Regions from separate parts of the Mus musculus genome. Here region 2 is linked to region 1. The links are chromatin loops, found by intact Hi-C in ENCODE. Cell type or tissue: heart. All regions are shown on one strand.

What was found. Peaks named below come from ENCODE experiments on the same cell type or tissue, not always from the same donor. Only the 100,000 strongest peaks of a DNase experiment are listed, where the experiment ranks them.
Region 2: it touches region 1 in a loop (22-fold over the local background); 10 of 42 quality-filtered maps call a loop at or near these places.

What each region holds. Positions count from the first base shown.
Region 1 is chr4:15,328,788-15,336,787 of GRCm38, reverse strand. No RefSeq gene overlaps it. Among named protein-coding and RNA genes, the nearest start is that of Gm29829, 15 kb to the right of the region's middle. In heart, no CTCF peak of the experiment used is centred here; no DNase peak of the experiment used is centred here.
Region 2 is chr4:15,559,596-15,567,595 of GRCm38, reverse strand. No RefSeq gene overlaps it. Among named protein-coding and RNA genes, the nearest start is that of Gm24317, 180 kb to the right of the region's middle. In heart, a CTCF peak has its summit at 4,544; no DNase peak of the experiment used is centred here.

The sequences.
Region 1 (8,000 bases):
TAAATTTGGTGGGTATTCTATATAGCTATTACTGTTTAATGCTGTAGTCAGCAATGAGAAATTTCAGTTTCTCTGAATTAAGTAACTTGGGAAAAGGAGCAGATAGCCCTTTAAAGTCAAGAGCTTGGAGGCATCTGATTTTCAGGATTACCCGAGACAAACTTGAGTCACCTTTGGACACATTTAAGTCTTACCTCCAAATAAATCTCACAGCAGCAACGGATAACTACTTTATGAGGGATCAGAAGAAGGAACACATGTGAAGCTAAGCCTGTAATAAAGGCTAAGAAGACAGCTGTCATTGCCGTTCTTACCCACATGTAAATAAGGGTTCTGTCCTTGACATTAGCTTTGAAACCACAGCTATAGAAATATTTAATTTTGAGATCACTGATTCCAGCTAAATAGATAGAGTCCCCTAAACTGATGCTTAGGGCTGAGAGTGATATTTTCTTTTTTCACCATAATTAGAGGCCACAATTGGTACATGCTACCAGGGCCTAAAAATGCTAAGCATCTTGCTAGAGGTGAGACCTGATGAGGAATGGCCTAGGGTCAAACCTTTAGCTCTGTAGTTGAGCACTTGCCTCACAAATGTGTGTCACTGCTACACTACTCCCAGTGCTGCAAAACCAAAACAACTCTTTAGGATAACAGAGAACTGGTCTAGTCTAGGTGCTACTACTATACCCCAACAGGAGAGCTGAGCCAAATAACCACAAACACTGGTCTTAAATCACCACAATGCTTCATGTGTTGGTCTTCTGTTAGTATTCAGACCCACATTTACTGTTGAGTGTACCAGGATTCATGAGGGGTTATAAGTCAAGTGTGGGCTCCAATTTTCAACAGAAATGTAAAAGGATGCTACCAGATGATCCCAGTCAAACCTTAAGAATGGCTTCCTATAGTTAAAATGTTTCTAAGAAACAAAAATTCAACACTTTTGTTAACAGGGTCATATAGCCTTTCCTGCTGGCACTCTGACTGCCACCTCCTTGTCCTCTCTTCTCTATGATATCCAGACTTACCCTTCCTTCCAGCTCTAACAAGACAATGCTTTAATGCTTGACTTCTTTCTGCTTTCTGCTCATTCAGATCTATTTTTGTGCTGCTTTCCAACTTCAATCTTCCTATTTCTTCCGCTGTTAGCTTCACCCTACCCTTCAAACCTGATTTCTTTAGGGTTTTTTTTTTCAATTTTTTTTTTTATTTCTACAGACAATTTGCTTTTGTTCCTCTAAAATGTTTTGAGGATTTTTCTGCTGTAAAGGAACCCAGGCACATGGGAAAGCTTTAAAACTTGTGTTCTAGTAGTTTACAAAAGCTTCCTGCAGCACTAACTTAAAAGGAAATGAAGAACGCTTAAAAGCATTTTGTTTCTGGTTTCTGCTTTGTAGACACGTAGTTCTAAGAAGAAAGCAGAATGTTTTGTTCATGTACTTCAGCAAGAATTTATAATTCCTTCACTGCACAGCTGCTGGGAGGGCTGGTTTATCACACTGGGAGATGCCTTCAGCACAGCTAGCCCTACTTCCATCATTTGGCTTAGCATAGGGCATTTTCTAATGAACTACTGGTCTACCATTTAGAAGGTCGACAACACCTTTACTTGTTAATAATGACTAAGAACAGTGCTTACCATGACATTGTGGAGAGGTAGCTCCAAAAAGGCACTGATGAAAAGTGGGGAGGTTGGGTAAAATATATTGGAAGACGGCAGAGTGAGGTGAGGGAAGTAAGGAGAAGCCATGCAGTGGGTAACCTGGAAGGTTCTAAACAGTTCAAGAAAGAAGCAGTAAGATATAAACAGGTTTAAATAAAGGAGAAAGGATGTCTGAACAGAAGCCTCTGAACTGATGCAAATGTCAGGAAGGAACTTAGTCTAGGAATCTTTAGAGAGTGGATTTACCAAACAGTAGGGTCAGCACTTGGACTGCTGATACCAAAGGTTCCAACTTTGGTTCCCCCATTACTACTTGAAAGCTTTAAAGATATGTACTCATGGCAGTTCCCCTGTGACCTGAACATGGAAAAAAGCTTTCACTACAGCAACTCTGTACACATAATTCCATTCTAATGCCGTGTGTGTGTGTGTGTGTGTGTGTGTGTGTGTGTGTGTGTCTGTGTGTGTGTGTGTGTGTCTGTGTGTGTGTGTGTGTGTGTGTGTGTGTGTGTGTGATGAGTCTGAGTGGATATCAGAATATATTCTTGGATATTGTTCCACAGGTGCTGCCCACCTTTTATTTTAAGACAGAATCTCTCACTGACCTGAAACTCACCATGTGGGCTAGGTTGGCTGACCAGCGAGGTACGGGGATTATCTGGCCTCCACGTCCCGTGAAAGAAATGGAATTCAGGCATACTTGGCTAAACTCAAGTTCATGTTCATGGCCAAGCACTTTGTTGATGAAGCTCTCCCCTCAGTCTCATTCCCAGGTGTTTTGTTTGTTTTTTCTTTTTTTAAAACAGGGTTTCATACATTCTCCAGATTTCCAACTCAAGGAGAAAAGCAAAGACATACACATCTACTCTGATGAAGTTTTAGGATTTGACATAGAGAGAGTCACAAAGAACTCTGAGGCAAAACTAAATTGACTGAATTAATAGCTTCACGTTCACTGGCAAAAGTGTTCTCTCATTGCTGCTGGCAAAGTCTGGCCACTGTGGGGATCCTCCTCTTCCTCCTTTTCCTAGACATTGCAGGTCATCTATACTCTTACATAAATCCATATCTGGGCCAGAGAGATAGCTTAGCTGGAAGAGACATTTGCTGACAAGCCTGCTGACCTGTGTTCAATTCCTAGGTCCCACATGGTAGAAGAAGAAACTCAACTCCAAAAGTTGTCTTCTGGCCTGTGTGCTTGTGCTCATGCATGTACATACACATATACAAAATAAGTTAATACAATTTTAATAAAAAAGTAACAAATCTTCAATATCCTTATATCCTCAATATTCACTGTGCTCCAGTAAACTGTGGATAATTCATTGGGATCAGTAGCATAGGTGAAATCCTCGTAAATGTGATAACACTCGCCCTGCTGTGTGCCAGCAGGACAAAGGACAGTAGAGTCAGTCACAAAGCTGTTTGTCCTTCCTACCCAGGTCAGCGGCAAGTTTACTGCCCTTGCCACAATGTTTTCTCACCACATTTCTTAACTCTCTCAAATCCAGATTCCTCCATAAGGTAGGAATGGACTTAGTGTCTCTCTGGATCAACTGACTATATTTTACTAAGGTAATTTAAAAGGAATCAGCTGAGGCTACCCTTCCTCCCTCTTAGAAGAGTCTGCTTTTACTACTGCTGTGAAAGCCGCCCTCCTTCATGCTCTTGAGAGGTTGATTATGTATGGCTCTGCCCATATAAATTTGCCCTCTCAGTGTGCCATGGCATTATGGTCCTTGGGTAATTACTGACCACATGAGATACTTCTAACAATGGCAGGCTAGGCCTGGGTAAACTACATGATCATTAATTAGCATTAGAATTTGAACTGAATTTCACCTGAATTGCTTTTGCTCAGAACAGTTAGTTGGCAAGCAGCTTGCTTGACTTGTTGAGATTTTAAGTCAACCCATTTTGGGAACCAAGGGTGGCACATTTGAAACAGTCAGACACTTTTCTCCAGGACACAGCCCTTGTAGCTTCCACATCTCATTAGGGACTGAAAAATCACACCTGCCCTAACTGAATCTGAAGAAAGTCACTCTGCTTCCCAAAATTCATATGGGAATTTTAGTTCCTTACAACTTAGCGTGCTGGTTGGAGAACCCTGAAAGCTAGAAAAGGCATGGGTTTGGGAGGTTTTGTTTGTTTTGTTTTGTTTTGTTTTGTTTGCTAAATTGCATTGAGAAGAAATGCTGGTCAAGAGCCCCCAGAACACCGTGCAATGTTCTGATTCAACACTTGAAGGACACTACTGAAGTTATAGAAAACACCACTTTGACCCAGGGGACACTGTCATAAAGGCATCTCAAAACCAGTCAATAAAAGCAGGACATTTTAACCTTGCCTTTTCTTCCTAAAAATAGGAAAAGCACACTCTAGTGTGAAGGACAACTTCCGCAGACCACTTACATAGGAACATTCTGTGTCTAAGGGTTTCAGCATGGAGAGTTCTATACAGCCAAACCTGCCTAAAACACCCCTCTATCCTCTAGTCCTCCTCACACAATTTACTTCTCTGTACTGCGTCTCTTGGCTGAATCTACCACAAGAATATGTTTCTCCTTCCTTATGACAGGTCCAATGTCATGTGAAATTCATATTTCTTCATCTCATTCAATTACCATTACCTGTGTCAACTCAATACTCATGCTCAGCTCAGACTTTAAGCCGGTAGAGTACAGGTAATGGTTTGCCTCCCCTACATTATAAAATCTCAAGACATTGAGACTCAAAGAGAGGCAGGAAGGCAAAGAGACAGACAGGCAGGCAGGCAGGCAGGCAGACAGGCAGGAAGGCAGGTAGGCGCACACACACACACACACACACACACACACACACACACACCTCTTTCCTTGTTCTCTGCCATCACAGTCCTCCCATTCCCTCAGATTCCTAGTTCCCCTGGTCTCCTGAATGCTGTCTCCCACATCAAGGTGCTACATACAAATAATCGTAGCTCTAGGGAGAATTGTGAACGGTGGCTGGCTGGACAAGGAGCTCCTGGAATCTGTCCAACTGCACTTCCCTAGCACTAAGACAACAAGTTCAGAACTACCATATCTGGCCTTTTAAAAATATGTTCTCTGACCATCAGACTCAAGTCTTTCATGGCAAACACTTGAATAATGGAGCTATCTCTGCAGTCTGAGATACCTTGAAGATATGGACTACTGTGGAGGTTAAAACCTTCCCACTAAGCCTGCTGCAAAATTAAAGCATCTTTATCAAAAGATATCAACTTGTCTCCTATTGTGCACTTCATTTGTTCACTAGTTATTGAACACCAAAAAATTGTGTATGCATTCTAAATGATGGTGATGATTTGACAATGAATGAAGTGAACACGACCTCTAACCCCTGGGGACCATGTAATTTTCATTTCCTGGACAGCACCTGCTGCTTGGATTTTTGTTATTGAAAAAGCTGCCTCTCTTTATCTTCCCATGAAGCAGCACAGCGTGGAGAGGGTGCAGATGAAGTCTGCGGCATGAGGGAATTGAGCGTGGTGGGATGGTGCTTAGGTCTCTGGGTTTTAGAAGTGAATTACATTGAATCAGTCTTAGCAATCGGTATTAGCTCTTCATAATCCAATGCATGAAGCAAATGTTTTGAGGTTATTTATTAAGCTCCAGGGGTTTAATAAAACTGGACAATTGCAATATAATTGTAAACTAAATAGATGCAGCTCTGGTTTTGTTAGCTCATAGATAAGTAAAGAGCACAGACAGACCCCAGAGCTAAATGTCTGAGCACAGGCTGAAATGAGTACCTGGGACCGTGACAGGTGGAGTTAGTCCTTCCTTTCTCAACACTGGGGTAGCCACAAAACATGCAACTCTCTAGGAAGAATCGGGAACTAGAGAAGCAATTTCCAATCTCCAATCACCGCAAATGATGTGTGGTATCAGTCACATGATTAGGGACAAAATCTGCTTCATAGGTCAACAATGACAGACAGAAAAGCCTTGCATTTTTTAAATATAGAATCTTCGAAATACCATGTGAATATTTCAAGATATGAAGTCTTACCTTCTAGACCTTGTCTTTGATTTCATGAAGAACAGATGAACTAAAAACACCATTGTCTTTGGTTGTAGGAAAAGAAACTTCAGGTTCCCAGTGATAACTTCTAACCCCAACACCAGCATGACACAGCCACTATCAAATCATAGGTTTACACTACATACATACAACCATAAAAATATAAACTCCACTAATAGACCTTTAGAAGACCATTCATGCAGTGACCCGATTGCTTAAATTTTGTTCTCTGCTTCAGCACTTTGCAGACTATTTCTAGAACAATTGAAGATGTGAAAATATTTGAAAATGCTTTATTTTTTGTACGGCCCTATACATAAATTAGATTCCAATTAGTTAATTTTCATGCACGTGTGACTTTATTGAACTAATTAAAAGTTTACACATATAGAGTTGAGGAATTATCATCTCATTTTTGTCTTTGAAAATTACATATTTGCCTTAGTCAACTTAGACATTGTTTTACTGCTGTGAAGAGACACTTTGACCATTGCAACTCTTAGAAAAGCTTCTACTTGGAGATAGCTTATAGTTTCAGAGGCCTAATCCATTATCATCATGACAGGGAACATGGCAGCACATAGGCAGACTCTAGTGCAGTTGTTGAGAGTTTTGCATTCTGATCAACAAGCAAAGAGGGAGAGTCGAAACCTGGAATTTAGCCTTTGAACCCTTAAATCCCACCTCCACCCCCAGTGACACACTTCCTCCAACAAGACCACACCTCTTCTGATCCCTTCAAACAATTTTACTCCCTAGTGACTAAACATTCAAGTATATGAGTCTATAGAGGCCCATTTTTATTCAGACTGCCACACTTGACTGCAATGTATCTTGGCCATATCTACTCCTATTTTGCTCTCAACTCCCCCTGGATCCCTCCCTCCCCTAACAACATTCCCTTTCCAACACCATTATTAGTCTCTCTCTCTCTCTCTCTCTCTCTCTCTCTCTCTCACACACACACACACACACACACACACACACACACACACTCACACACTAACCCATTCAATCCAGTTAGTGGTGCCCCTATTTGCCTGGGTGTAGAATCACCCATGATATATCTTCAGTGGCCACCTCCCGAAAGAAAACCGACTCTTCCTCCTAAACACCCACAGCGTTCCATCTCTGGATGCTGACACGTCAGAAATCCTAGATCCTGAGCCTCCGGGTTCTTTCCTGGTTCTCATGGCTCCTGGCACTAACGGGCAAGGCATCCCATATCCTGAGCACTCAGTACATTTTCTTAGGATATTTAAAAGCCTGGGATTGACCAGGATTTTTTTTATTTTATTTTGAAAGGTACTTATTTATGTAAAGAGCTCTAAAAACAAGAAATCGGATTTGAAACAAAAGTAATAAAAATCTTTTTAGGAGCCTGATGTGGTGGCACACACCTTTAATCCCAGCACTTGGGAGGCAGAGACAGGCGGATTTCTGAGTTCGAGGCCAGCCTGGTCTACAGAGTGAGTTCCAGGACAGCCAGGGCTACACAGAGAAACCCTGTCTCAAAAAACAAAAAAACAAAAAAAAATCGTTTTAGGAAAAGAGATTATGTATAAGTCTTAGACTCTTACTCATTTCCAGATAATTTTGAATTACAAACTCTTTTTCTAAACAGTATTTTTCTAAATTTTTTCAATTCAGGTAGATATTCCCTTAAATATTAGCACTAAGTACACAATTAAAAAATATTCCTACTCTAACCAGATGCACGCTAGTCGTAGAGATCTACAGAAAGATGACCCTAGTTTCCGACAGGATTTCCTCAAATCCTATTTAAAGTGGTGCTCATCAGAGCTTTTTAATCCTGAGCTTTGGAAAGGTGAGCTGAGACGATTACTTCTGAAATCCAAGTTTCTTATTTTCCAGAATCCATTCAGCTTCGTGGCAAGAATTCTGTTGTGCTTTTTCAAAAACCTCTTGGAAATGAAAACTGAATAATCTTCATTTTCTTTCCCCAGGAAGCTCTAAGGTTCAGGGTTAATGAGCTGACCTCTCTGTCTACATTCATAGGTGGATGTAGTAATATTCACCCACAATTAACTAACATACAGATAATTCACATTAGTCTAATACTTTAGAATTTAGAATAAAGATCTTTCTGGTCTAGACTTGCACACAGAAAACTATTACTCAGAAAGGTTATTATTGAGTCAAGTTTCATAAAAATGTATCTCTACAACTGAAATATTTGACTGACCTCATACATATTCACTTACTACCCATAAAAATACATGCAAATATTTTTTGAAAACAAAACAAAAAGTCTTCACAGAAAATG
Region 2 (8,000 bases), 230 kb before region 1:
TGGCCATAGCAGTTTTCTTTTTAGGTTCATTTTCTTGGAATGTTTTTTTTTTCCTATCCCTTTACGCTGATGTCTATCCTTGATATTAGAATGTGTTTCTTGGGGTTTTTTTTGCATGTTTTTATTGGGTACTTGATAACTTTTATGTTGATAAATATCAATGAGCAGTGTGTATTAATTCTTGCTACTTTGCTGGTTCCTCTCTCTCTCTCTCTCTCTCTCTCTCTCTCTCTGTGTGTGTGTGTGTGTGTGTGTGTGTGTGTGTGTGTGTACTGCCTCTCCTTTGCTTGTCTGTGATTATTAACTCCTATGTTTTCTTTGGTATAGTTAACCTTTGTAGGTTGGAATTTTCCTTCTGGAACCTTTTGTAGGACTGAAGTTTTACATAGATATTTCTTACATATTTTTAATGGAATATCATATTTTCTTCATGTATTGTGCTTGGGCATTTTGCTGGTTTTTAGAATCAAGAAGTCAATTGTAACACTGTGTTTGTTTCTTGGTTTTGTTCCCCTTATTGCTTCTGGTAAATTGAATAGGTATGGCTCCCATAGATTCACATGTTTGAGTGCTTGGCCATAGGTAGTGGCACTACTAGGAGGTATAGCCTTCATGGAAGGAGTTACAGAGACAAAGTTTTGAGCTGAGACTAAAGGAAGGAACATTCAGAGACTGCCCCACCTGGGGATCCACCCCATATCTAACCACCAAACCCAGGAGGTAGAGCTTTATTGAAGGAGATGTGGCCTTGTTAGTGGAAATGTGTCACTGTGAAGGTTGGACTTTGAGGTTATATATGCTTATGCTACATTCAGCATGACAGTCTGCTTCTACCTTTGAATCAAAATGTAGAACTCTTATTGGCCCTTCTTCAGCTCCATGTCTGCCTGGAGGCTGACATGCTTCCCACCATGATAATGGACTAAACCACTGTAATTGTTAGCCAGCCCCAATAAAATGTTCTCCTTTGTATGAATTGCCTTGATTATAGTTTCTCTTCACAGTAATGGGAACCCTAACTAAGACAAATCTTTTAATATTCTTTCTTTGTTGTCTCCATTTAATGTTTTGATTATTATGTACCAATGGGAGGTCTGTTACTGGTTCTATTTGGGAATCTGTTTTAGTTTAGGGTAATTTTCTTCTGCTATTTTGTTGAAAATTTTTTCTATGCATTTGACTTAAAGTTCTTCTCCTTTGTTAATTAGTCTTAGACTTGTTATTTTCACAGTGTTCCAGATATTGTGCATGTTTTATTCCAGGAGGGTTTTGTTTTGTTTTGTTTTGTTTTGTTTTGTTTTGTTTTGTTTTGTTTTGTTTTAGAGTTAGCATTCTCTTTGACTAAGGTATACATGTCTTCTATCATGTCTTTGGTGCTTGAGATTCTCATCTTTGGTAGTCTAATGGTCAGGCTTGCCTATATGAGTCCCCTTTGAATTCTTAAATTTTTCTTTTTTCACACTTCTCTCAGTTTGGGTTTTCCTGATTGAATCTATTTTTACTTTTGCGACTTCAACTACTTTATTCATTTTTCTCTATACCATCATTTTGTGCTTTCACAGATTTCTTTAAGATATTCCTTTTTAAAATACTTCTATCATATACATAAAGGCTCTTTTAAGGTTTTTTTTTATTGTGCTTCAGCTACATTGCAAAACTCAGTGCTTTCTGTGGTACAGTTGCAGGGCTCTAACAGAGATATAGTATCTTGCTCTTTATTGTTTGTGGTTTTATGTTTTTGTTGCTGACATCAAGGCATCTGTGTTTGGGACAATTGTAATTCTAGGTGCTAATATCTGGTCTTTTCTTTGCTAGGTTGGTATATTGTTCCTTGGTTTCTGATACTCTCTATAGTTCTCAGAAGTGTGTGGTGGCTGTGTGGTGGCTGGTAGACATTATTTTGGGATCCTAATAAGTGTGATGACTGGGGGAATGTTCTACCAGTGTCAGCTTAGTCACCTGAGAATGGGGGAAGAAAGCAAGGAGAGCCTATAACAGGTAGCCTGACACCTGAACTCTTTAATAAAAATCACATTTAAGCTCACAGGCAGCAACTATCATATAGGTTACTTAGAACAGTTTCATATTGTTACATACTTTAATAACTTTAATGAGTGATGGCTTTAACATTAAATTCTATTTTCATTTTATGTCAGAACTGGGGATTGAATGAGGGCCTCATGAATTGCAAGCAAATGCACTCAGTATCTGAACTATAGCCTCAGCTCTAACGAATTCTTTTGCTAAGAGTAAATATGAAGTCCTTTGTTTACTAGACAATCTTCATGTCTTCATCCACAAAAGGTATATTTGCAAAACTTAAGGAATTTCCATACTTGTCCCAATACTTAAGGCATTTTGAATATAAGTTAAGATTTCATTTTGTGTTGAACTATTTAAATTAGAATTGTCTTATCCTAGGATTTGATATAAAAACATAATACATTGGTTAGTCAAAAAAATTGAATTGCATCAAATGTATACTTACTTAAAGGGCCCAAAGAATAATGAATGATTACACACACACACACACACACACACACACACACACACACACATATATATATATATATATACTCAATTTTCAATTATTTTTCAGGGGAGTAACAATCTTTCCCTACCTATGACAACTTGGGCTGAATCAAATAAAAGTTCACTTTTAAACTCAGAAATCAAACTTTATGATTTATGAGGAGTCATGTGCTCCACTATGAAAACTGCCATAGAAAGATGACATGTGATCCCTGTATATATCTTCAGAAGTTGTAGTACAGAAACCTCAGAAGGAAGACTTAGGCACCATGCAAAAGCACCAGCATATATTGCAAACATTTATAAAGCCAGGTTTGCGCCAAGTGGACTATTAACTGCTAGACAACAATGTTCTCATTTACAATGTGAAATAAGTGGGTCGTTTAAACTAGGTTAGAGCAAATCAAGATGAGAATAGGAGGGGGCAGATAATGTGAAAAGAGCAAGACAGAAGGAGTTGTGTACATCTGTTGGTAACTGCAAATGTCTGCAGGGTAGGGGGCTCAGTTCCTGCATACCTGAGCAGCTCTGAGAAGTCTGTGGGTGGGCCTCACCCTAGAGATGGGCTGGGAAGCAGGCAGGGTACATGCAGTTAGTGAAGAGAGCAAGACAGCTAATGCCCATTGAGGAAACAACTGAAATAAAATCCACATTTTGAGAAAGAGGTAGCCAGGGAAAATCTGGGGCATGATTCTTGAATGCATGGCAATAAGCAAGAAAGAGGGCTATTTAAAGAACAAAGGAAGTGGCATGCAGGGTATCTTGTACTCTTTGAAGAGGACTGTAAGGAATTTGTGTCTGGGATAGAATAGATGTCTACATGGACTCAGGAGCCTGAGAAGCAGAATCAGGTAATCTACAGGTGAAAGAGGGAAGGCATTCATTTTACTAAAATCTTGGAATGATGTTTGCAATATTTTTATTAATAATAAAGCTTTTAAAAAATCCATGAGATGACTTCAAATAGTGTGCCATGATGCTAAAATAGGAAAAATGATTTACAGAAAAGTCAACATTATTATTTTATTTTTGGCATTGGGATTTGAACCCAGAGCCAAGTGTATGTTAAACATGCATTTAACGTAATCTGTACGCACCCCTTACTTGCATATTTTTAGATGGTTAGACATGGTTATAGTTAACTACAACAGAAACTGAAGATCACTTGGGGGTCATAAAGTTTTCCTGCTTTTTATAAAATAACGAGGACATATTTTTTAGCAGAGAAAATATTCTTGGCAGCATTTTAACAACAAATATACAAAACTGAAATTCACCAGAAACCAGAAGCATGCAGGCTTAAGAATGTTAGCAGAAGAGGATCTTTTGGGATAAGCATGTTATTATTCAAACCCTGAGCTCTATCTAGCAGAATCTTTGTGAAAAGGGATGTACTGTGGGACAATAGTCATAGTACTGAGATGGAAAGGGCATGGACTGTCAAGCAACATCATGTTCTTGCATGGAGCACGCATTTTGCAGAACAAAAAGAAGTCCATTTTTCATCCTGTTCTGATCTTTTCACCCTCACCAAATGGATCCAAATACAGAACATGCATTAACTCTGGGATTCTAAAATGAGCCCTGAGTCATCCTGTTTCTTCAGGTTCAATCAACTCAGCTTCTTAGATTTCTCTTGAGCCAGGAAGCTTTACAGGCATCCATCATTTCTGATTCATTCATTCTTTTGTCTGGGATCTTAAAAGCTCAGCAGGTTCAGAACTGATGACAGTGTTGCAATTGTTTTCTGAAACCATCAAGTTCTTTTAGAGCATCACTGGGGTGCACAAGGATGCACAGCAATGAGCTGAGAGTGTGCTGACCACAAGCAACCTCATATAGCAGACAGAGTGCAGAGCCATAAAGGGAGGCTGGGAAGCATATTGCAAGCACCGTCCTGCTGCTGAAGGTCTGCAACCTAGTCTGTGTCTAGTCTTTTAACTACAATCCTTCACTCGGATGGCACTACAATGGAGTCTGTGTCTGAAACGCTTGCACCTACCTGCCCCCAGGGGGAGCTTAGCTTCTTACCATAGCTCCCCTGGCCAGCTTGGGTCTCACAACTATGCTCTGCACATGCAGAGCATTGCTTCCCTTTAGACAAGTTTGCTGAATTCTCACACTCCCACTTCCTGCAATATCTTTGGTAATTCTCTTTAATGAATGGAAAATATCTGGATCAGTTCCTTTTTGATGGAATACAAAGATGCTTTTCAAAAATGAAGCACTAAGAGGTTTGTAGTGAGAAGGAATTTCGAGCCCAGCCTACGCTGGGTTTCCAGAGCTCTTCCCCATGATTGTAACAGCTACTGCAACATGAATATAAACATAGACTTGTACTTCCCCTTTGTAAGAAAAATAAATGCATCTTTAATAACAGTACCAATGTTTTACATCTGTACACTATCCCCTTGCATAGTCAATGTCTTGCCCTAGCATAGTATATTTGTTAAAATGAAGGAATTATTATAGATATATTTTAAAATTGCTACCCACAGATTACATGATTGTTGACCACTTGTGTTTTACACTTACATGGATTTTGATACCTATGTAATGACACACATGTAATGACACACCATTTGCAATTTTTATACAGGATGCTATCATTTAGCCTTTCTAAGAGTCTCCTGTCCTTCATTCCTTTCACCTCTCTTTTCCTTATCCTCAATCCTCTGGCAACCACTAGTGCCGGTGTGTGTGTGTGGGGGGGGGGGGGGCGTTCACTTCTTCAATGTTCCCAGAAGCTTATAGGGCAGTTATAGATCTTCTATTTATACAGTAGTACTCAATTATCATTTATTCTATGTATCTAGGCCAGCTAACAGCTAAAAATCTCTGCACTCATTGATATTTGTTTGTTTATTTATTTATTTATTTATTTACTAACATCTATGTTTAAGGCTGAATGTAGCATTTCTCTATTCTAATTTAAAAAAAAACCATTAGTGGCTGAATATAATATTTAGAAAGTGTTCTATAAATTCAGCTAAGCAACAGTAATAAATTTCTTTCTAGGGCCCTAGACATCCATAACCATGGATTTTTGACTGGGCTTTCAGTACTAGGCATTGAAGTCCCTTGAGGGGAACAGTCCGCAAATCCAAGCAGAGAATTGTTGGTTAGTCCCACAGCAGTCTTGCCAATATTGCACCAGTGAACTTAGCCATGCTTGGAAAGGCAGTACTGCTAGTTCATAGGTAGTTCATAGTTAGGGTTCCTCTTGCTGGGATAGAACACAATGCCCAAAGGTCACTTGCGAGGAAAGGGGTTATTTTCTCTTACAGTTTGTAGTCCATCATGCAGTGAAGTCAGGTCAGCAACTCAAGAGAGGAAGGGACTCTTGAAGTTAGGGACTTGTCATAGCTAATATTTAATATCCATTGAGGGTTTCTACCCTGCCTTGGATCATTTAGTTCCCAGATAAAAGATACAAAACCTTTATATTTAAGATAAGCCTTTAAAGCACTAGAGCTCAGCAGATATCATCCCTGTATGCTATTATGCCTACTTCGTGCCCTCCGACCGCCAGCCTTGAGCTGGCTGAACACGTTTCTGACACTGGAGCCAGGCATCTGGCTTTGCTACATTTATGTCTTCCTGCCAGAGAACTGAGAACTGCCCGCTCGCTCGCTGAGCTGCTGAAGAGCCTACTTTGCAACTCAGTTCAGCTGAAACAGCAACAGAACCCAGCCGAAACAATGGGATAGGACCTTGGGTTTTCCCATATATATCCAAGAGTCTTAAAATTTGAGCCTTGATCAGAGAACATTCTCATGGCTCATTATTTCTCTCGCCATCTTTCCCAGCTTTCCTTTCGGGAACTCAGTAACCCTTGGGTGCTGGCTGCTACACTACTTCCCTGTCAATAATCCCAAGTTCTAATTTGTCATGATTCCCCCCCTGGGTTTTTCTCCAATTGGCCAGCCCTTATGGCCATGTTTTCATGATTCACCTACCTCATGGCATCTTCTCTTCTCCTGTCTTCTTTCTCTGCTCTTGTTGTCCTGCCTCCTATTTCCTGCCTAAATCCTTGAGTGATCAGCAATTATTGACAAGGCAGAGAATGAATAGTAAGAATTGTTTACACAAATGAGATAGGAGATTCTTGGTATAAGCATTACAATGCTTTGTCCAGATTGAAACAAGATATGAGAGCAGAGAACTCTGCACTTGAATAACCCAAGGGTAAACTTTATATACAGTGTATAAAACCATTATGCCTATAGGGACTGAAGACAAAGCCACCACAGCTTGCTTGCTCTTCATGGCTTGCTCACCCCATGACCACCTGCCCAGGAATGGCACCACCCACAAAGGACTAGGTCTTCCCACATAAATGATCCATCAAGAAAATGTTCTCACAAACTTGTCTACATGTCAGTCTGGTGGGGCATTTTCTCAGTTGAAGTTCCTTCTTCTCAAATGGCTCCAACTAGTATAATGTTGACAAAAACAAACAAACAAAATCCAGGACAACAGAGTTTGCAGCTACATAAGACTATTAAGGCATGATTTTCTTTGTTGTAAAGCACGTGTTCTGAATATCAGGTTAGATCTTCCTGCTCACACAGTATCCATTTTACCAACAGGGCCCTAAGCTACTGTTTTTTATTTGTTCTTATAGTTTTGCTATTTGGAAAATGTGAAATACACTCAGAGCACAATCTTTTCAAGCATATGTTTTTCATAGCAATATGCATTTAGAACTATAAATTTGCTATAGCTTAGTGGTTCGTTTCCCTATACACTGAAAAATAATCCATTGTATTCTTTATCGCTTTTTAGTCATTCATCTACTTAAAACTTCTTGATTGTTTGTAATTCAACAAATATGAATAAATCTGCTATATGTATTTGTGTATGGAGTTTTATATAGATATGTTATTCTTCTTGGTGAGTGTGTGTGTGACTGAGAGAGAGAGAGAAAGAGAGAGAGAGAGAGAGAAAATGACATTCTACTGTCTCTTCTAACCCCCCTTCCTTGTTTGACACAGTATATCTTTTCTCCATTTTACCTACTGAGTCATCTATCACCCCAACTATGCCCATATTTTATTCATATCAATAATGAATGCTTTTATAAATATTTACTTATTTTTATTTTGTGTATAAAAATTTGCCTGCATCTATTTATGTGCATCATATTCATGTCTGATACCTACAGAGCCAGTTTTCCAGAATTGGAGTTCTAAATGGTTGTGAGCTGTCATGTAGTTTCTGGGAACTTAACCTGGGTCTTCTGTAAGAGCAAATGCTTTTAACCACTGAGCTATCTCTCTAGATCCATGAATATCTTTTTGTTCCATGTGATAACATTTGGTGTCATCAGCTATCTATCTATCTATCTATCTATCTATCTATCTATCTATCTATCTATCTATCTATCTATTATCCATTTATTTGGTTTTTCGAGACAGGGTTTCTCTATATAGCCCTGGCTGTCCTGGAACTCACTCTGTAGACCA